Linked DNA regions of Homo sapiens: all the other regions are linked to region 3. Evidence: chromatin contacts called from ENCODE Hi-C data. All regions are on one chromosome and are shown on one strand. The core of a region is the stretch at or near the end of the contact, and the rest is flanking DNA. Distances in the headings are between cores, read along the strand shown.

Region 1 (2,700 bases), core at 13-2,512, 5.6 Mb after region 3:
AATGGGCAGACAGCGACCCTCACTGTTGGCAGAAAAAAAAAAAACCCAGGATTTTATAACACAACTGTTATAAAATCACGGCAACAAAATTTACTCCACCTCTGAATTACTGGTCTTAATCTCAGAAGCCGAATCCGTACTTATTTTTCTTCAGGTTATCAGCTTCGGGATAGGTTTCATCATTGATTAGACCAATCAGACCTTGTATATGTACACATAATACATTAAACTGCACTTCTGTGACACTGACTACAAACCAAGGTAATGCTAAAAGGCAAGTATTATAGTACAAATACTACAGAACTTTTAAGCCATACAACCTACTTCAAAATGAAGCTGCTAGTCAGTCACATTCGACATTCATTATCTTCACTGGCTACTCGTCCACACTCAGAACGCTGTTCACTGACAAAAAAAATTTGATTTAGTCTAGGTGTGGATTAAATGCTATGCTCAATCATAAAGTACTAAAACAACACATACCTGTTAAAAGTGTCAGGTTTTAACCAAGCGATTTTCCATTAAATATTCTCCCAGATGTTCTGGAAGTTTTTTCGTGTATCTAACAAAAAAAAGTAAATTTCAAACGATGCAACAGTTCCTATTCCTGTAAATCAACAGGTTTACTCCTTTAGTTTGGAAACTAAGCTTAACTAAGCTCTTACCTTTGCATCTTCAGAGCTGCTCCACTGTGCCACTGAAGACAGCGCCATTGTTCCTGCGGGAAATCGGTATTTAAGCATTCTCGCAGAAATGTCACACTCCAAGGCGTTTTTCCACACAAAACCCTTCCCCTTCATTAATCCGAATTGCACACAACGCCGCCTTCGAACAGCTCAGTTTCAATACAGGGTCGAGGCTTCCCATTTTAAAACAACGCCGACGGAAGGCCTTCGCCATTTTAGTAAAGGCCCTTTGCTGTTAAAACTAACCCTCCGCCCCAATTAAGGTGGTTTTTCCGCCGCCGCTCAGGCACATGCCGGAGGCCAGCAAGTTCGGCGCCCGTGGCCGATCAGCGGTTCCTCACGCCAAAACTCGGAGCCTGTGGCCGTCACGACTCAACCTCAGTACATGTGGCAGTCCGGCCGCACGTTTCCCACGTGCAAGCTTTCAACTCTCAGCACTCTAAACTCTTCACTAAGATGTCTTCACAGGATTAAAGCTCTTAACTCGGCCTGCGCCACCATCTTTTGCTCGGATACTAGCCCGCAATACCCACTCACCTACCACCCGCCCAGACGCTCGCGAAGGCCGACGTAAAAGACCGAAGTGCGCAGCCAGTAGCTCCTTATATAGCCTCCCGGAGTCAGAACGAGGCCGTCCCGCCCTCTCGCACCTATTGGACATGGAAGTAGACAGGGGTGTGGTCGCGAATTAGCGGGAGCGCGCGCGGTGGCTCTTCTGAGGCCCGTTCCGCGTTGTGGAGCGCGCCGCAGGCCGGCCGCGCGCCCGGCCATTTCCCGGCGCGCGCCCGCAGGCGCACTGCGAAGCGTCTCTTACGAGTCTGGCGGCCGACTTGGCCCTACGTGGCGCGGGTGTGGCGCCAGAATTCAAACAGCTGCAGTTGGAAACGACGCTTTCGCCTGCCACGAGCCAAGTCCGTCCAGGACAGATTGGGTCCGAGAGTGGACACAAGTTTTGCAGCGCAGGGCGGCCTCAGCTTAGGACCGATTCGAGAAGCTGGGCTGGCTGGCTGGCTGGCGCTGGGCTGTAGTGGGCCCCCAGCGGAGGCCGCCGGAGGAGCGGGCGAGCCCTGGCCGCAGCACTCCGGGAAAGGGCAGTTGGCTGGCAGAAACGCTTGGGTGAAAAAGCGGAAAGCGCCACGTGAGAACAGCCCCGGCGTGCGGCCCTGCAGGGCCTCAGGGCGGGCATCAAGGCCCCATGGGGATCCATTCCTCCTCACGCTTCCTCGTGCCAGGCATCCGGTTACACTAAACGTGACCATACAAGTCTCCCTCAAACAGCGAACGTGAGGTTCAATACTCCATTTCGCAGAGGAGAAAACTGAGGCTTAAAACAGCCAGGTAATTTGCCTAAGGTCACACAGCTGAAATGCTTTGCTAATTTTTAACTTCTTTGTACTCAATTAGTTATATTGAAAACGAGAGAAAGATTAATTTGAGAAGTATCCCTGAATACTTTATCCAGACGACAAACACAAAATTCAAAAGCAGTGCTTTGATTAATTAGCATGTTCGAGTGAATATGTCTGCGTGTGTGTGTGTGCACACGACATTTGAACATTTCAGTATTTGAAAATTCAGGTCGTTCTTCACTTCTATATTTCAAAGCACTACTTATTAAAGTTGTTTATGTGTGCATTTGATTACGGTCCGATTCTGCTAGAGTGTGGGAGCAACACATCTGATTTCGTGCTCTGCTGTTTATTTTTTCTTAGAACAGTGCCTAGCATTAAGTAGGTTGTCGGTAATGGTTAAATGAATGAATGAATGAACAAATACATTCGGTGGCTTTTTAGAAAATTAGAATGAAGATCAAACTTCACATTCAAAGATAGTAGTGAAAAGCACTTTTCTCTAACAGGAACCTATATGATGAAGTATTGACTGGGCCGGGCATTTTGTCGGTTTTTGTATTACTTTGTAATGTCTTACATAAATTTGCATATTGCTCATAGTAAATAGTAAAACAAACAATACAGTACAAAAGGATATAAGAAGCAAAGTAGGCCGGGTGTGG
Region 2 (2,700 bases), core at 127-2,626, 5.5 Mb after region 3:
ATGAGAGCCCCATCTTTACTTTCTCTACCATTTACTACACCAGCTAGCCTATACCTCCCTTTAAAAAAGCCTTACAGTCACTATCGCCTGACAAGCCAGATTTGGAGCACAGGGCACAGAAGGACCGATTCACCATATTCTTCCTCAGCACCACCCCTGACTCACCTGCTAACACTCCCTAGGAAAAACCATATTACAAATAGAGCCCAATCAGCACGGGTACGAGCCAGCGTGCCACATGCAGCTGTGCCCGTTCGGAAAATGAGGTGTGTGTGGAGAAAGCAAAACTGGGCTCCTCTCTCTCAAAGATAAACCCCCAAAGTGCGCGCTTTTCCCGCCTGCCGCTTATAGATCGGTAACAACAGCCAGCGAAGAACAAAGCGCTCATACAAGCCACCTTCCCACCACCCAATTTCTCCACCCTTTAACCCCGCACCCCAAAGCCCGCCCCTGACTCCGCACCCAGAGCGGCAGTCTCACCACTGCGGCCGCCAGGAGCCCATTAGAAACACGTGCTCTGCGCCTTCCAATGTCCTACAACTTCCTTCAACGGCAACCCAACGAATCCCAAACCAAGACGACCATCACTGGTTCCCAACATCAACCCGAAGCCGCGGTCGGAGCCCCCAGAAAGCTGCAGCAGCACAATCTCTCCCCTGAACACCGAGGCACCGGCGGCGCCAGGCCACAGGCTCTCCCCGCCCCCCAGCGCCGCCGTCTCCGCCGTGACACATGGCTCTCCGCCCCTGGCGCTCCCCGGGCGCCGACGACCCCCGGCCGCCCGCCCGGCCGAGACGTGACCCGTGGCGCGCTGTGCAGGTCCCCACCCCTTACCCTTCCGTGCAGTGACTGCGACGCCTGCCCGGCAACCCAGCAGCGTGAGGGCGTTCAGCGGACGGCTCAACGCCCGCGGGACCGTGAGCACCGCCCAAGCTCGCCGCACGGCTGCAGGACAAGACCCACTCCTCTCCGCCCACTCCCGCGCCGCGGCGACCGCCACGACAGCACCAACTCTGAAGCCGCTCGCGGTCCGTGCGGGCCACGGGACCGTGGAGGCGCCTCCTCCCAAAGCGCCGCAGACAAAGCCCGAACCGCAGCAGCACATGGAAAGGAGGAAGTGGCGGCGCGGGCCGCGGCCTACTCCCAGGCAGCCCCAGTCAACGTGCTCTTCTCCCCATTGGAATCCATTTTCCAGAAAAGCCGGTTTCTACCCGCGCCACCCTCCCCCAGCTCACTCCACAATGTCATGGAGCTCCCCTCCCACACCCAGGTTCTGGCAGTCGTTACCTCCCCGTTGGGCTGAGGCGGAGAAATCCTGTCCGATGGTATCGGGTTGCGGGAAACGCGTGCTCGCTGCTCCCTGTGTCCGGCGCGAGTGGAGCTGTTGTAAAATGGCGGCCGAAGCTCACGCCGCTGGCAGCAAACCCGATCCAGTTCCACTCGCCTCCGAGCGCGCTCCCGGTGCGCGCGCGCGCCCCCGCGTGACCCCCCCTTCCCTTCCCTTCCCTTCCCTCCCCTCCCTCGCGCGTCCGCTTCACTCACTCCCTCAGCCCCTGCCCTCCTCCAGCTCCTCCTTCTCCCCCTACCACCACCACCACCACTAGCCTCTGTCCGCCTTCTCTCGGCCTTTCTTATTCCCGCCCCCCGCTCCTTTACCCCACTGCTCCCACTCCCCTCTGCGGTCGCTCAGGCACGAGTGGCCGCCTTTCCCCTTCTGGCTCGCACGCTCCCTCACTCCCTCCCTCGCTCGCTCGCACTCTCGGCCCGGTCCCCCAGTCCCTGCCGAGTCGGCTCCTCTCTTTCTCTCTCCCGCGCTGACGTGACAACGTAGCCTACGCCTCGGGACGCGCGCCCGCGGGCTCCGCCCCCACGCCGCGCCGCCTTCCCCGCTCCTCACCCCTTGGGTTGGGGGTGGGGGAGGCACAAGACCCCGCCCTTCCGCTCCGACGGTGGCGGCCGAGGGGCCGAGACTGAATGAAAGGCCCGCCCCTTCCCCTCCCGACACTCCCCCTCCCTCTCCCCTCCAGGCGGGGCGGGCCGGCTCAGCGTGTCCCACTCGTTTTCCTTTGTCAGGAGACTGGCATCTCCCCACCCCGCCCCACCCCACCCCCTCCCCGCGACACCATGCGCACGCCACCCCCACCGAGCTCCCGCCCGCCCCATCCCTGCCCGGTCCGGGGCTGGCGGGGCAGAGTGCTGTGGGCGCTGAGTGCGACTGCCGCTTCCCGGAGGGCACCCACCGGTCTGTGCGCGCCCGGCCCCCGCCCCCGGCTCCGCGGCCGCGTAGCCGTTCCAGGCGGTGTCCACGCCGCTGCCACCGCCCCGCGCTCTCCTCCTCGGGAAGCTGCAGGCGCACGTGTCCCCCGGGGCGGGGCGAGGCAGACAATGGGGCCAAGGGGGAGGGGAGCGGCGCGGAGACCCGCGGACCTTTGGTCCGCCGGACTGGCGGTACTCGAGTGCGAGAGTCGCCCTTGGAGACTCGATCTCCCCAACTGGACAGTGGGCCCTCCTCGCAGCCGCGCGGCTCCGCTTTCACGGGAACCTTCGGCGAAGGGAGGGGCGCCCCAGGCTTGGACGCGGAAACCCCGGCTGCTTTTGAAGGGGGAACGGGGCTGGCTCCAGTGGAGCGAGGAGCGGCTCCTGCCTTGGGATGACACGAAGGCCAGATTTGGAAGCGAAACCGCCCGGTGGTGAAGGGTT
Region 3 (2,700 bases), core at 127-2,626:
AACTATCAACAAATAGAAAAAAAGCTCTATTCATTTTTATCCTTGTTCTTTACTCTCCTTAGTTTAAACCCAAATTTGACTATGTAAATGTAATTTCATTTTGTTACCCCTTCCTTCATTAAAACAAAAATACCCTTCATGCACATGCAAAACACTCTACCCCACACTATTAAAACAGCAGAAATGAACACTAACAAAAGCCAAGATAAAAAATTTCCCCAATGTTGAATTTTTGGACTTAGTGTGGGGGTAGGAAAAATGGAGACATAATTCTGGTTCTCCCTTTGGCAGTTTTCAATTGCTGTTTCTTAATCTCAGTCAGAAAACACATTTCTCTGCCTCTCCTTTTGCCCCATTTCTACCCTCTCCTCCCTTGCCCCTGTGCAAAACCAAAGATGGGTTAAGAGGCAAGGCATAATGGAAGAGGAATGTTCTTTTCCTCCACTCCCACTTTCTTCTTCAAATTCTGTTTTGGGACCATCCTTCCCCACCCTCCCATTTTCATCTGATGGACACACTGTCTCTGTTGTCTCTTGTCATATTTGATTTTATGATATTTCATGTTTTATGTGCTTTTTTTTTTTTTTAGTAAATTCATGGACAGAGAATGTATCCTGGTAAACACTTAGATTAAAACAAATTTACATAGTTGATTACTATAAATGAAAATTAGTGACTCAAATTCTCCAGGTTTCTAAGCTACTTAGACTAAGCCAATCAGGTAATTTTTGCTACTTCTGGGCAAAATGTATCTGAATTCCTATTCAGTGGATTTGCAGGATGAAATCTAAGTTTACCTCTTTCATCTCTCATTTAAATGTGGAAAAACGAAATCAATAAAAATCTATATATGCTTATTAAGCATTTTAAGGAGGGTGTGAATAAGGAGTGAAAGCTTTGAGCAGTGACTACAGCAGTTTTTCGAAAGTCAAAACAATAACCAATGCCAATCAGTAGCTCTCTTCACCTCTCACACAATAATAGAGACAGGACAGGATAAAAAAGGGTTACATTTAAAAAAAAGTATGGATGTTAAACCATTGGAAATGGCACTGTAAATGACACCGGAAAAGATCGCCTCCAGGCACTGTGTGGAACTTTGCAAACTCGGGTCCTCACCCGAGGACCGCACGGCCGACCTCGGGGAGGCTCCACCCCAGAAACTATTTCATTGGCGCCACCTCTAGCCCACACTTCCCCTCTTCCGCATGCGCACAAGGAGCAGAAGCCGACCAGCTCGTCACGTCGCCTTCCCCGCCCCTAAATTTCCAGTTCCGATTGGTCTGTTTCATGGGACCGCCCCTCTGGCCCGACCAATGTGGAAGCCTCCTCGGGTGCTCCGCCCTCCCCGCAGGCGGCGTGCGGCTGCATAGCCTGAGAATCCCGGTGGTGAGCGGGGATGGCGGTTGTAGCGGCGGCTGCCGGCTGGCTACTCAGGCTCAGGGCGGCAGGGGCTGAGGGGCACTGGCGTCGGCTTCCTGGCGCGGGGCTGGCGCGGGGCTTTTTGCACCCCGCCGCGACTGTCGAGGATGCGGCCCAGAGGCGGCAGGTGGCTCATTTTACTTTCCAGCCAGATCCGGAGCCCCGGGAGTACGGTGAGCCCTGGGACTGCCCACTCGGTCCCGCTGCAGCCCGGACTCCCAGGCTCGCAGGCGCCCGCGAGGGGCAGGGGCCGGCAGGCTGCAATCCTTGCATCCCAGCTTATTAACTTCCTGACTCTCTGGAACCTCCTTGCCTCAGGGTCTAACTGTGGTTCACTTCTTGCTCTATTTTTGTGACTGTTCAGCCCTCGAGACGCAGTCCCCCCTCCCCCGCAACTTTGAGATGGGTGAGAGGGCATACTGCCACCTGGAAGAGCCTGAGGGTGGAGGGGTGGTGCCCAGGGAACGCCTCCCTTTTCTCTGTCCTCCGTCCTTGCTTTCTCAACCCAGGCCTTAGGTGTTGTTCCAGCCTGGCCAGGACTGGGCCACTAGCTTAGGTAGAGGCATTTAAAAGATATATATATATGTTTATATATATATATTTTAAATGTATATTATATATATTATATATAAAATATATATATGTATATAAAATCAATTCAGTTACTCAGTCCCTTGGTTTCTTCTTACATACAGAAATTGTGTGTATGTGTGTGTGTGTGTGTGTGTGTATATATCCACACACATATATATATGTGTGGATATATATACGCGCATATATATGCATATATATGTGCGCATATATATATATATGCATATATATATATGCACACATATATATGCATATATATATGCATATATGTATATATGTCCCTTGGTTTCTTCTTACCTACAGAATTCTGAGTAATTGAACTGATTTTCCCAAGGTCACAGAACAGGTCCTTCCTAGAGATGTGAAAGAATTCAGACTTTCTACTTGAGCTTAGTACTGAGCTTGTCCTGGGCTATGCTGCCACTTAGCCAAGGAGGTGAAGGGGATGAGAGGAGGAAGCCATAGGAAGGGCATGTAGCAAACTCCTCATAGTATGACTGTTGCATGATTTTTACCATTTCTGCAAGTTTCATGTAATGTCTCTCATCAGAATATCAGATCCAGTGTCTCTCTTCAGAATATCAGGAAACTGTAGGGAAACATGTATTGCTTCCTTGTCTAATAACTTCTCATGTGCATGCTAGAGCTGACATTTTTGGAAGTGTGTCTTGTGGATAAGAATGAACA
Region 4 (2,700 bases), core at 40-2,539, 6.6 Mb before region 3:
AAGCAAAATTATTTCATAAGTAAGGTCTTAACTATTAGCATTCAGATCTAAACCACTCACTAGTTCTGGGGAAATCACCTAATGATTCTGCTGGTAAAACTCATTTTAGTTGATCTTTCCCTTTCTGGTATTAAACATACCTCAGCAGCCTCCTTCTCAAATTTTTCAATGGTTCTTTTGTCGATGCCACCGCATTTATAGATCAGATGGCCAGTAGTGGTGGACTTGCCCGAATCTACGTGTCCAATGACGACAATGTTGATATGAGTCTTTTCCTTTCCCATTTTGGCTTTTAGGGGTAGTTTTCACGACACCTGAAATGGAAGAAAAAAACTTTGAACCACTGTCTGAGGCTTGAGAATGAACCAAGATCCAAACTCAAAAAGGGCAAATTCCAAGGAGAATTACATCAAGTGCCAAGCTGGCCTAACTTCAGTCTCCACCCACTCAGTGTGGGGAAACTCCATCGCATAAAACCCCTCCCCCCAACCTAAAGACGACGTACTCCAAAAGCTCGAGAACTAATCGAGGTGCCTGGACGGCGCCCGGTACTCCGTGGAGTCACATGAAGCGACGGCTGAGGACGGAAAGGCCCTTTTCCTTTGTGTGGGTGACTCACCCGCCCGCTCTCCCGAGCGCCGCGTCCTCCATTTTGAGCTCCCTGCAGCAGGGCCGGGAAGCGGCCATCTTTCCGCTCACGCAACTGGTGCCGACCGGGCCAGCCTTGCCGCCCAGGGCGGGGCGATACACGGCGGCGCGAGGCCAGGCACCAGAGCAGGCCGGCCAGCTTGAGACTACCCCCGTCCGATTCTCGGTGGCCGCGCTCGCAGGCCCCGCCTCGCCGAACATGTGCGCTGGGACGCACGGGCCCCGTCGCCGCCCGCGGCCCCAAAAACCGAAATACCAGTGTGCAGATCTTGGCCCGCATTTACAAGACTATCTTGCCAGAAAAAAAGCGTCGCAGCAGGTCATCAAAAATTTTAAATGGCTAGAGACTTATCGAAAGCAGCGAGACAGGCGCGAAGGTGCCACCAGATTCGCACGCGGCGGCCCCAGCGCCCAAGCCAGGCCTCAACTCAAGCACGAGGCGAAGGGGCTCCTTAAGCGCAAGGCCTCGAACTCTCCCACCCACTTCCAACCCGAAGCTCGGGATCAAGAATCACGTACTGCAGCCAGGGGCGTGGAAGTAATTCAAGGCACGCAAGGGCCATAACCCGTAAAGAGGCCAGGCCCGCGGGAACCACACACGGCACTTACCTGTGTTCTGGCGGCAAACCCGTTGCGAAAAAGAACGTTCACGGCGACTACTGCACTTATATACGGTTCTCCCCCACCCTCGGGAAAAAGGCGGAGCCAGTACACGACATCACTTTCCCAGTTTACCCCGCGCCACCTTCTCTAGGCACCGGTTCAATTGCCGACCCCTCCCCCCAACTTCTCGGGGACTGTGGGCGATGTGCGCTCTGCCCACTGACGGGCACCGGAGCCTCACGCATGCTCTTCTCCACCTCAGTGATGACGAGAGCGGGCGGGTGAGGGGGCGGGAACGCAGCGATCTCTGGGTTCTACGTTAGTGGGAGTTTAACGACGGTCCCTGGGATTCCCCAAGGCAGGGGCGAGTCCTTTTGTATGAATTACTCTCAGCTCCGGTCGGGGCGGGTTGGGGGGGGTGGTGACGGGGAGGCCGCCTGGAAGGGACGTGCAGAATCTTCCCTCTACCATTGCTGGCTTAGCTCCAAAGGTTGTATTGAGATTAGGGTGTACCTTCGCCTCTCAATCAGCCTCCCGTCCTCAGCCTTGCCATCTCGCTAGTCCGGGACAAATCCCTAGAGCGTCTTCCTCTGCGGGTCTCAGCCCAGCCCGGGGTTGGCTCCTCCTCCGCCCCGGCTTCCGCGCCCCTCCCGTGTGGCAAGGAGTACCAGGCCCGGGGACCCCGAGGGGCTTGGGGCGAAGGGTCGGGACTGGGGGCCTCCTTAACGGCTCACGGACTTGCGAGAGGTTCGGCTCGATGGCCGTGAAAGCGACGAATCCGCTCCTGTGCTGGCCTCTTGGCTCCTTCCATTCAAAGCCAGCTGCTTTTATGGAAGCCCGTAACACGTCATCTCCCCCTGGTACTCCAGATGTCCAGGCTTTCAGTTTAGAATAGACTCAGTCCTACAGTTAGCTTTAGATCTAATTCTAGTTTTGTTACGCCAAAAAGTTCCTGCGAGTGTGTGTGTGTGCCTCATGGTACTTTTTAAATTAAAAGGTGTACAGTTATTTGATTGCAAACATAAGGAACCTAAAATGCTTTCAGATTTTCCACATGATCTCATGTAGAGGCTAAGATCTACAGCATCAGCAAGTTTATCCACCCAGTTTCCTAACCCCAACACTTGCTATGAAGTCACAGCTTCTCCTATTTAAATAAGTGCCTATTATATTTAAATAAGTGCTGTCGTTTTCTGTCATCCTATCGATTGTAACTGCATTTTAGCATAAATCTAGGGCAAGATTGGATGAGCTTGGCCTTTTTGGATGGCTATCAAGGCAGGCCTTGGGAAATGCTCCTCTGAGGAAAGAAGAACGTTTATTTTTAATGAGCTAATTACTAGATCATTATGTTTCTTCTTCCAGCTGTAGAATATCATTGCCCAGCTTCTCGAACAAACTTATTTATTAACAAGTATTTGAGAACCTACTATGTGGCCAACGCTAAGT

The links. A loop is a pair of places that touch in the nucleus more often than their neighbours do. Pooled maps may share reads with other maps.
Region 1: a pooled map shows a loop between it and region 3 (12-fold over the local background). The contact joins the promoter of SNHG5 here to the promoter of BCKDHB in region 3. A Hi-C loop is called at or near these places in 9 of 50 pooled maps.
Region 2: a loop to region 3 is called in a pooled map, with 14 times the contacts of the local background. The contact joins the promoter of SYNCRIP here to the promoter of BCKDHB in region 3. A Hi-C loop is called at or near these places in 9 of 50 pooled maps.
Region 4: a loop to region 3 is called in a pooled map, with 12 times the contacts of the local background. The contact joins the promoter of EEF1A1 here to the promoter of BCKDHB in region 3. A Hi-C loop is called at or near these places in 5 of 50 pooled maps.

Annotation. Positions count from the first base shown.
Region 1 is chr6:85,677,471-85,680,170 of GRCh38, forward strand. SNHG5 (small nucleolar RNA host gene 5) reads right to left here and starts at 1,263. Exons shown (of 6, transcript NR_003038.2): 1 at 1,224-1,263; 2 at 666-718; 3 at 484-562; 4 at 325-405; 5 at 1-22. It overlaps SNORD50B (small nucleolar RNA, C/D box 50B), which reads right to left and starts at 189; the gene lies at 119-189. RefSeq lists enhancers at 844-903, 1,074-1,233.
Region 2 is chr6:85,641,510-85,644,209 of GRCh38, forward strand. SYNCRIP (synaptotagmin binding cytoplasmic RNA interacting protein) reads right to left here and starts at 1,377. Exons shown (of 11, transcript NM_006372.5): 1 at 1,288-1,377. RefSeq lists silencers at 427-476, 697-846, 1,437-2,456.
Region 3 is chr6:80,105,295-80,107,994 of GRCh38, forward strand. BCKDHB (branched chain keto acid dehydrogenase E1 subunit beta) reads left to right here and starts at 1,377. Exons shown (of 10, transcript NM_183050.4): 1 at 1,377-1,595. The coding sequence starts at 1,400. RefSeq lists enhancers at 1,173-1,673, 1,640-1,719 and silencers at 1,260-1,459, 1,490-1,589.
Region 4 is chr6:73,519,743-73,522,442 of GRCh38, forward strand. EEF1A1 (eukaryotic translation elongation factor 1 alpha 1) reads right to left here and starts at 1,290. Exons shown (of 8, transcript NM_001402.6): 1 at 1,258-1,290; 2 at 141-314. The coding sequence starts at 284. RefSeq lists enhancers at 1-450, 408-707, 451-1,272, 998-1,107, 1,158-1,237 and 1 more and a silencer at 1,818-2,047.